2 separate regions of the Homo sapiens genome follow, and region 2 is linked to region 1. The links are chromatin loops, found by intact Hi-C in ENCODE. Cell type or tissue: Calu3. All regions are shown on one strand.

Region 1 (5,000 bases):
AAGTTAGCTCAAAGACTGTTGTATTCTGACCTGGGAATAGGTTTACCACACCGTGGGTTTATGAGTCAAATATCTATTAAGTTTTGTGTGAATCCTGAGGCACTCTTTTATCACTTTGCCACCTTCAGCTCCTCTAAACTAATAGCAAAAAATAGCAGCAAAAGAAAATCTTTCTCTGTTTTCTCAACAGTATTTTTCTCTGAAAAATAAAATCATCTTATAGTCAATTAGAAAACAATTAGACACTTGAAGTATATCAACTTGACACCCAAAAATTCAAATTGATTTCTGTATCTCATTCAGTTTTAACATCTAAATGTATAATAGCTGGTCTTATTTTCAAAGCATGTTCTCAATCCCCAGAGTCAGCTTTCTCAAGCTCACAATTTTCATATTTTTATTGGTGACTGTATTATCTCATCCTGATCTTTATATTACCTTCACTATAAAAACTGTTACTGCCAAAATGTCAAAAAATATCTGTAAAGTTGTGATTCAAGGGAATCTGAGAAACCATTTTTCAGGTTAGTCCTCAAAAGTAAATTCAACAGTGTAAGCAAGAATCAGCCATGTAGATTCTAACACCTAACCCAAGCCCTATGCCCTAACTCCTAACCTATTCTATATAACCTGCACTGCTCAACAGGGAGCTCCAGTATCCTGCGCTGGAGATGGTGCCTGGCAGGACGTGCTGATCCCACCTTCACAGGCCTGTGCAGTGCACATGCGTGTTCTGCAACTTCCAGGGTGGAAGTGAGAAATGAGGCAAGAGGCAGGGGTCTGTGCTGCTGCTGAAGAGGAGCTTGGCTGCGAAGCTCCCCGTTTCCCATAAATAGTGAGAAAAAAACTTCATCCTCTGGAACTGTTCCAAGGCATCTTTTTTTTTTTTTTTTTTTTTTTTTAATGTGTCAGTGTTGGCAGGGGGCAGACATGGAGATAACCAGAGAACAGAGAAGATTCCGGCCAAGATAAATGACTAGGAGCAACTAGTGTGGGCCGCTCTCACAGAGAGAAGAGTGTTGAGTAAATACTAGCTCTTCAACTGGATCTTCCAGGAGGACGCACTGGGAATCATCAAGGAAGCAACACGACCTATGTAGAACAGAGAAGAGTGAGACACGACAGCCACCCACCCAGGAGTGGCGCAGAGCCATGGGAGACTCCCACTGCGAAGAAACAGTGAGCTAGTGAGAGTTCCTAGGGACCCACATTTCTGCCACGGAACTTTGCAACCCTGAAATCAAGAGATTCCCCCATGACTCTCCCCCAGCCGGGGCCTCCAGACTGAAAAAGACAGCCATGTGGAGTCTGGGCACAGTCACAGTTCAGGCACATGAGAAGTACGGGACTCTTTGATCCCTGGGCATCCCAGCACCAGCAGCTGCAGCTCCTGCAACATCGGAGGCCAGGATCCCTAGCATGCCCCCAGGATAGGGGCCGAATCCGTGGACTGAGCAGTGGATGAACAGCAGGCCTCACCTCTACTGCACCTCTCTGGACACGGCCCACTGGCCTGGGACCGTAATGCAGCCACCCCAACCACTCCTGAGCTCTCCATCGGGGAACAGCTCTGCACTTCCCTGAGACGCAGCTACCAGAGGCAGCAGACAGGCTCTCATGTTTGCTGCTACACAGTCCTCTCTCCTGTTACCCTCGGACTCCAGAGGAAAAGCAGTGATTAGAATCTAACATGGACCCTCAGCATAGTTCCGTTGCCTTACAGAAAAGCGGCCAGTCTGTTTCGATGCAGGTCCGTGCCTCAGCTGCTCCTCACCGTGGAGGGCCTCTCCACCTGGGCCCCCAGCACAACCACTCTGCCCCAGCCTGAATACTTCAGTCAGTGGCAGCTTTGCATTTCTCCAGGGAGGAAACTCCAGAGACAACCCAAAGTCCCTCTGCCATTGCAGCTTCAGTGGTACTGCCCTTGCTGCTCTCGGTCTGGGAGAGGAAGAAAGGGTGTGGTCGCTATGCTGGCACCCCAGCACATGGCAGCCATCATGCAGAAAGGAGCCCAGACTTTCTTCCCTGTGAACCGCCACCCCGGACTCTTTACCAGGCAGGGCCCCAAGCTCATGACTGCAGAGCAGCTGCCCCACCCCCAGCTGAACATTCCCACTGGCAGCGGCTCTGTTTCTCTGGGGTGGAGCTTCCAGAGGCAAACAACAGCCGCTCTGTCACTGCCACTGAAGTGATTCTGACCTTGCTGCCACCCGACTAAGAGCCTAGGAACTTTACTTGCAATTCCAGCACACCAATGTTGATACAGGAGTAGATAAAAATGATTTAGACAGATAGTGAGGGCAAATAGTCCCAGACAGAACTTCGCTTCTCACAAAAAGCAGCCCAAGAAATCACTTCTTTTCTAACAAACAGCAACTGGAAGATTGGGCTGCAAACATAGATAAGGAAGCTGGAAGCTTGCATGAGGGGATGCTGGCCGTTGCACAGATAGAAAGGGCTACAAAGGACCAGGCACGTCCACCATGGGGGTTCCACCTCCCCTTTTTAGCAGATGCACAGTAAGAAAGAAATAAGCAACATGGAATAGCTCAAGCTGAGGAACTGCCTGCATAATAAAACATTGGGGTGGGGGGCTACCAGAGATTTGTACCCTAAGTAGATAGCACACCTGGTCCTAACTGGTTTTTCATGCTCTATGCTGATCAGATACCACCTCCCCACTAGCTCGTCTATAAAAACCCCTGCATTTCACTGCAGTACAGCAACCCTTTTTCTGGGATCCCTCTCTGTAGCAGAGAGCTGTTCTCTTTCTTTTTCCTATTAAATTTCTATTCTCAACCTCATCCTTGGTGTGTCACATCCTTGATTTCCTTGGCCATGAGACCAAAAGCTCTGGGTGTCACCCCAAACAATGAGGCCACTTCACTGTTGTCATATGGAAAGGAGCCCAGTCTCTCCTCTCTGTGATCCTTCCACCCCCCCCCCCCCCCCCCGCCACTCTTCGCCAATCAGGGCCCCCCAGCTCAAGCCAGCAGTGCAGCCACTCCTGCACTGCTGAACATTTCCAGTGGCTGGACATGGAAATGGCTGAACATTTCCATTAACAGTGGCTCTGCATTTCTCTGAGATAGAGCTCCCAGAGGCAACTGAAAGTCCCTCTGCACCTGCCACTGCAGTGGTACTGCCCTTAGAATGGGGAAGGAACAAAGATCCTGAAGGCTTTACCCACAACTCCAGCAAGCTGCAGTCTCCCTAAGGAAAAGAGACCACTCTATCTCCCTTGTGAGCTCCCCACCCCCAATTCATCACCAGGCAGGGCCCCACAGCTTGGGCTCACAACACAGCTGCCCCACCCCAGGCCAGTCACACCAATTGGCAGCGGCTCTGCTTTTCTTTTGAGTGGAGCCCCAAGAAACAAATGAAAGCCCCTCTGCCTCTGCCACAGCCACTTCCAAGGCCCCTTGCCCTGCTGCCTCCAAGTTGGGGAAGGAACATAAAGCCTGAGCTCACTCCAGGGCTGTGGTATACCAAGCCAAGATCTACAGCCAGCACTGAAGGAGGAGAGGAGCCCACAACTTCAAAGCACTGAGTGGGAGCACAGCCGCAATCATGAGGAAACACAGAGGAGCCACGTGGCCAAGCAAGAGCCTAGCTATTGGCCATTATGCTTAAACACCATCTACTGGATCAAAGCCCAAAATTCAACACCAAAAATACTTTGCTAATATGCCCTCCTGTGAAACCAAGGACAAGAAGTCAGCTACAAATAAAGACCCTACACAAAGCCTTGGCCCTCTGAAAACATCCAGAAAAGAAATCAAATAAAAGTGTACTCAAATTACATCACAGTTAAAGGAACATTAGCCCACATAGTGAGAAAGAACCAGCTCAAGAACTCTGGCAACTCAAAAAGCCAGAGTATCTTAGTAAGGCTGAAATAGCTAAGATGACAGACATACAATTCACAATTTTTTGAATAGGAATGAAGATCATCAAGATTCCAGGGAAAGTTGAAGTCCGAGGAATCTAAGTATTACAATGAAATGATGCAGAAGCTGAAACAATAAATGGCCATTAAAAGAAGGAACAAAACTGATCTGATACAGCTAAAAAACATACTACAAGAATTTCATAATGCAATCACAAGTAGACCACAGCAGAATAGACCAAGCTAAGGAAAGAATCTCAAAGCTCAAGACTGGTTATCCAAACTAATTCAGTGAGAAAGAAATAAAGAAAAAAGTATAAAACAGAATGAACAAAACCTCCGAGAAATATGAAATTATGTAAAGAGACCAAATCTATGATTCATTGGTATCCTTGAAATACAGGGAGAGAAAACAAGCAACTTGGAAGACATATTTGTGGATAATGTTCACAAAAGTTTCCCCAGCCTTGCTAGAGAGGCCAACATTCAAATTCAGGAGATGCAGAAAACTCCTACAAGATCCTATACAAGATAACTATCCCCAAGACACATAGTCTTCAGATTCTCCAAGGTCAATGTGCAAGAAAACATAGTAAAGGCAACTAGAGAGAAGGGGCAGGTCACCTACAAAAGGAACCTCATCAGGTTAACATGAGCCTTTCAGTAGGAAACCTACAAGGCAGAAGAGATTCAGGGCCTATATTCAGCATTCTTAAAGAAAAGAATACCAACAACAATCAAAAAAGATAAAGAAGGCCATTACATAATGGTAAAGTATTCAATTCAACAAGAAGATCAACCATACTAAATGTATATGCATTCAAGACTGGGGCACTCAGATCCAAAAACCAAGTTCTTAGAGAACTATGAAGACACCTAGATAACCACATAATAGTAGTGAGAGACTTCAACACCCCACTGACTGTAGTAGACAGATCATTGAGGCAGAAAACTAACAAAGATATGATATGCACGACCCAACTCAACACAACCAAATGGGCCTAAAGACATCTACAGAACACTCCAGCCAAAAGCAACAGAATACACATCATTCTCATTTGCACATGGTACATACTCTAAAATTGACCACACAATTGGCCATGAAACAATC
Region 2 (5,000 bases), 99 kb after region 1:
ATTTGTTCCATTTCTTGTGAAATCATCAAGATAGTGAAGGCATGGTAACTGTATCAACAGATGCTTCAAAAGGAAGTACATCAAATGTTTTAATAGTTTGACAAATTAGAGTATAAGGAAAATGAGTTAGAGCCTACTCTCGAAGAGCTCACTGCCTAATAAGGAAGATAAAATACTCAGTCATAATACTACATATGATGCTACAGGAACTCAGAAGATAAAATAACCAGAGGCTGCTTGGAAGATAATGTCTGACCTCATTCTGGAAAAAAAATCAGCCACAGAAAGAAGGGGAGGCTGAAATACATCAGTGGAACTACTATGTCACTTACCACTTATACTAATAGTGGTATTACTGTATCTCTTGTGCATCAGTGATTAAATTATACCTGTGTGTATAGGTGTTACCTGGCCCTCTTTGCATCACCTTATGGGAATTGGGGTTTAGAAAACCAACACAAAAATGCAAATACTTTGGCTATGGCTATTGGTTTGATTAGTAAATTTTTCTTCATCCTTGTCCCAGAAGTCTTGAGTCTTCCACCAGGATTCATGAAACTGTGGCAGACTAACTTGTTAGCTTTCAAGAGGAGTAAAATTTCAGCCCTTTCAAAGTTCTTCACAGTGACTGTGTCACATATTGTTACATTTTGCTGTATAACAAACAAATACAAAATTTAATGGCTTAAAACAGTAACAACTAAAGATAGACACATTCATCAATGAAATGGAATACAGAGTCCAGGAATATAACCAGATAAGTAAGATCAAATGACTTTTTTTACAATGGTACACAAGTGATTCAATGGAGTAAAGACAATTTTTTCAACAAATGAGCTGGAACAAATGACTATCCATATGCCCCAAAGTAAATATCAACCTATATCTCACACCTTATATAAAAATTAACACAAAATAGACCATAGATCTACTTTAAAATGTAAACCTATAAAACTTTAAAAGTAAGCGTAGAAGAAAATTTTTGTAACTCTGGGTCATGCCAAGAGTTCTTAGATATTATACCAAAAGTACAATTCATGAAAGAAAAAAATTACAATCTGGGCTTCAAAAAATTATAAACATTTGATGTGTGTAAGCCACTGTTAAGAGAAAAGCACTGTTAAGAAAAACCACAAACTGAGAGAATATGTTTGCAAACTCTATATTTAGTAAAGGACTTGAATCCAGAATATATTGAGAACTCTCAAGACTCAAAAGTAAGAAAACAATCAAATTTTTTGAAGTGAGCAAACTATCTAAACAGGTACTTCACCAAGAAGATATATATATATATATGGCAAGTAAGCACATGCAAATATGCTCAACATCGTTAATTACTAAGGAAATGCAAATTAATACCACAATGATATACTACTATATACCTATTAGAATGTCTAGGGGTTTTCTTTAATGACCATACCAAACTCAAATGAGGATGTGTGAAGCAATTGGAACTCATTCACTACTGGTGGGAATGTAAGGTATAGCCACTTTGGAAAACAGTTTGGCAATTTCTTATAAAATTAAATTTTAGATATTTTATCCAAGAGAAATAAAAAGTGATGTTCACACAAAATCCAGTGTATAAACGTTTCTAGCAGCTATATTCAAAATTTCTAAGCACTGAAAACAAATGTCCCAAATGTCCTTCAGCTGGTGATTGAATAAAACAAACTGTGATAAATCCAAAAAACAGAATCCTACTCACCAATTAAAAGGAACAAAGTACTGATACAATAACACAATGAATCTGAAATCCATTAACGTAAGTGAAAGAAATCAGGCTCAAAAAGCTATAAACTGTAAAATTCCATTTATGTCATTCTGGAGAAGGCAAAAGTAGCACACAAAACAGATCAGTGGTTTCCAAATCTTGGATGTAAGGGAGGGTTGACTACAAACAAGCAGCACAAAAGAATTTTGGAGGATGATGGAACTGTTCTGGTGAGTATCACACAATTCCGTGTATTTGTCAAACTTCATTAGAACTATTCACCAAAGAGACTGAATTTTATTATTTCTCACAATTTAGGGGATCAACTGGAGTTAGTTGGATGCTTCTTTGGCTCTATGCAGCATTAGCCAGGGAAATTTACAAAGCAGCATTGATCAGAAACTGGTCTAACCTGGAAGGTCAAAGAGGCTTCACTCGTGTCTGGCATGTTAGAGCTCCTCCATGTGGCCTCGTCACGTGGCTAGCTTGGGCTTGTGAAGTTAGCCCAAGAGATTACGGTGGGAATGACTCTGCCAGCTCTGGGCCTAAACTTTCAGAGGCCTAGCAGCTTCCATCTTATTCTGCAAAGCCAGCCATCATGTAAGAAATTTAGCTATCCTGAGACTACTGTGCTAGGAAGAAAGAGGACCAGATTAAAGACGAGGGTAAATCGAATCCATCTTTTGATGGTTAGAGTGGTGAATGCACAACAGCGAGGGGAGAAAATCAAAGCAGCCATCTTTGGAGACTACCTAATGCCCAAAGGCACTAAAAATGCCCCAAAGCACTGAAAAATGTCCATTTGGTTCAGAAATTTACTTACTGTGGTGCACATAGATTAATTGTATTAACATGACAGTAGGATTGTAAGCCAAATTATAAGTATATGAAGATTAAATGGAAAACAAAGAAGTGAGACAGTAAATATAATTACTTCATAGACTAAAAGAAAGAAATGAGAAAGGCTTTCAGATACATGCAGGGTAACACAAAGAAAAGCTTTCAAATTATATATATTAAAAAAAAGACCTAAAATATTTATACACTGAGTGGACAGACCCATCAAGAGAGTTAAAAACAAAAGCCACAAGAAAGAATTAAATTTGTAAATGAAAGAAATAAAATAACAAAAGTTAAAAGAAAAAGTAATAAAACATGTTTATAACCTCAAAGTAGGGAAGAATTTCCCAAATGGACAAAAACAAGGACGCTATAAAGAAACCTTACACAAAGACAATTTAGAAGATGATGACTGACCAAATGGAAATATTTGCTAGATAGGTAATCTGTAATACTTAAAGACTTATAACACGTCAATTAGAAGGACAATCCATATGAAAAAAAACTGGGCAAAGGAGCAAAGGACTACACAGTACAAATGTACAATGCAAAAAATAAGATATAAATATTACCAATAAACAGTGATGAGATGCTCAATCCTACTAGTAATCAGGGAATTGCACATGAAAATAAAATATCTTTTTCCTATAAAATTGACAAAAATTAGAAATATTGATTTGTACCCAGTGATGATGAAGAAATGGGGAAGTGGACACTCACAGACTCTTGGTTGTAATATAATTGGTACAAATTATTTGAGAAGTAATTTGGTAGTACTTGTTATAATTCAAAACAAGCACATCATTTGAGTCGGCATTTTAGCTTCTAGCAATCTAGTTTATGAAAATAAAAGCGTAAGTATGGAAAGACATATGCAGATGGATTTTTGTATTATAAGCAATATTGAAAATTAGAAACAATCTAAATATACATAAAGAAATGATTGAGGCCGGGTGCGGTAGCCTACACATGTAATCCCAGCACTTTGGGAGGCCGAGGCAGGTGGATTGCCTGAGGTCAAGGGTTCAAGACCAGCCTGGCCAACATGGCGAAATCCTGTTTCTATTAAAAATACAAAAATTAGCTGGGCATGGTGGCGGGTGCCTGTAATCCCCACTACTGGGGAGGCTGAGGCAGGAGAATCACTTGAACCCGGGAGGCAGAGGTTGCAGTGAGCCGATATCGCACCACTGCACTCCAGCCTGGGTGACAGAGGAAGGCTCCATCTCCAAAAAAAAACAAAACAAAACAAAAAACAGAAAAGAAAAGAAAGAAATGGTTGAATAAACTATAATGCTGCCATATAATTGAATATTATGCAGCCAATATAAAAGGCAGATCTATATATTGATTTGTTAGTGTAAAAAGCAAATTTTAGATCAATTACAGAATAATCTTATTCTTGAAAATATGAAAACATCTGGTTATCCACATAGATTTATTGCATATATTCAAGAAATATAAATTTAATTAACATAGATTACCTTAGGGAAGATGAAATTTGATGACTGGGTAATAGAAGGAACATTCACTAGGCAATTTAGATAATTTTTAAGGTGAAATTACAGATGATTCTTTTTGTTATTTTCTAGCATTTTTCTGAAATAAGAGAGAAAATAACTGCCTGAGCAAGGATGTAGAGGACACTGGAGAGAAAGGAGCCAAGGACATAAATGGAAGGGCTCATCTCAGACACCACAGACACTTCACTCTGGACGTGCATGAAAAGAGGGAAGAGTTGGTGAGGATATAAATCAGTAGAAGTGCAGGAGGTAGGGTGGGAAACCTGGAAGTTGAGACATCTTGCCTGATGGTCCTGATTTCTCAATAAAGATGAAGATGAAACCTGGGCTTGAAGAAAGTGGTCAGGATTTGGAAGAATCAATGAAGAAAAGGAGAAAGGATGCTCACCAAGGATGAGGCAGGAAAAGTGCACCCCTGGAATTCTATATAGGCCTAGAAGTGGCCCTTAACTGCAAGGCAGGCTGGGAATGTAATCTTGCTTTCTGGCCAGAAAGAAGAGAATAGATTTTGGTGGGCTGCCATCATCCTCTGCCACATTGTGACTATCTTAGATTTTCTTGGTAACACAGATCACTTTTCCTACTCCCTCACAAATCTGTATTCAATTTTACACTCATCCATACTCAATTTGAACAAGTTTCCTTTAAAAATTTTTTTATTTTTTTTAACTGACAAAAAGTACTTATATTTATGGGGTACAATATGAGTTTAATAGTATGTATATATTGTGGAATGGCTAAATCAAGCTAATTAATATATGCATTACCTCACATATTTTTGTGTGAGTAACTTAAAATCTATTCTCTTAGCGATTCAATTTTCTTTCCTTAATGAAGACATTATAGAATTATTGAAGCTGAAAAAAACCCTTAGAAATTTTCTCATCCAATTATCTCATTGTATGGATGAGAAAATGGTGACA

Evidence for each region. Hi-C counts contacts between places; a loop is a spot of excess contacts. Peaks named below come from ENCODE experiments on the same cell type or tissue, not always from the same donor. Only the 100,000 strongest peaks of a DNase experiment are listed, where the experiment ranks them.
Region 2: it touches region 1 in a loop (2.1-fold over the local background); 2 of 110 quality-filtered maps call a loop at or near these places.

Annotation. Positions count from the first base shown.
Region 1 is chr4:103,304,124-103,309,123 of GRCh38, reverse strand. No RefSeq gene overlaps it. Among named protein-coding and RNA genes, the nearest start is that of CENPE, 110 kb to the right of the region's middle. RefSeq lists an enhancer at 1,739-2,256. In Calu3, no CTCF peak of the experiment used is centred here; a DNase peak (open chromatin) is centred at 2,113.
Region 2 is chr4:103,205,053-103,210,052 of GRCh38, reverse strand. No RefSeq gene overlaps it. Among named protein-coding and RNA genes, the nearest start is that of CENPE, 9.2 kb to the right of the region's middle. In Calu3, no CTCF peak of the experiment used is centred here; a DNase peak (open chromatin) is centred at 2,182.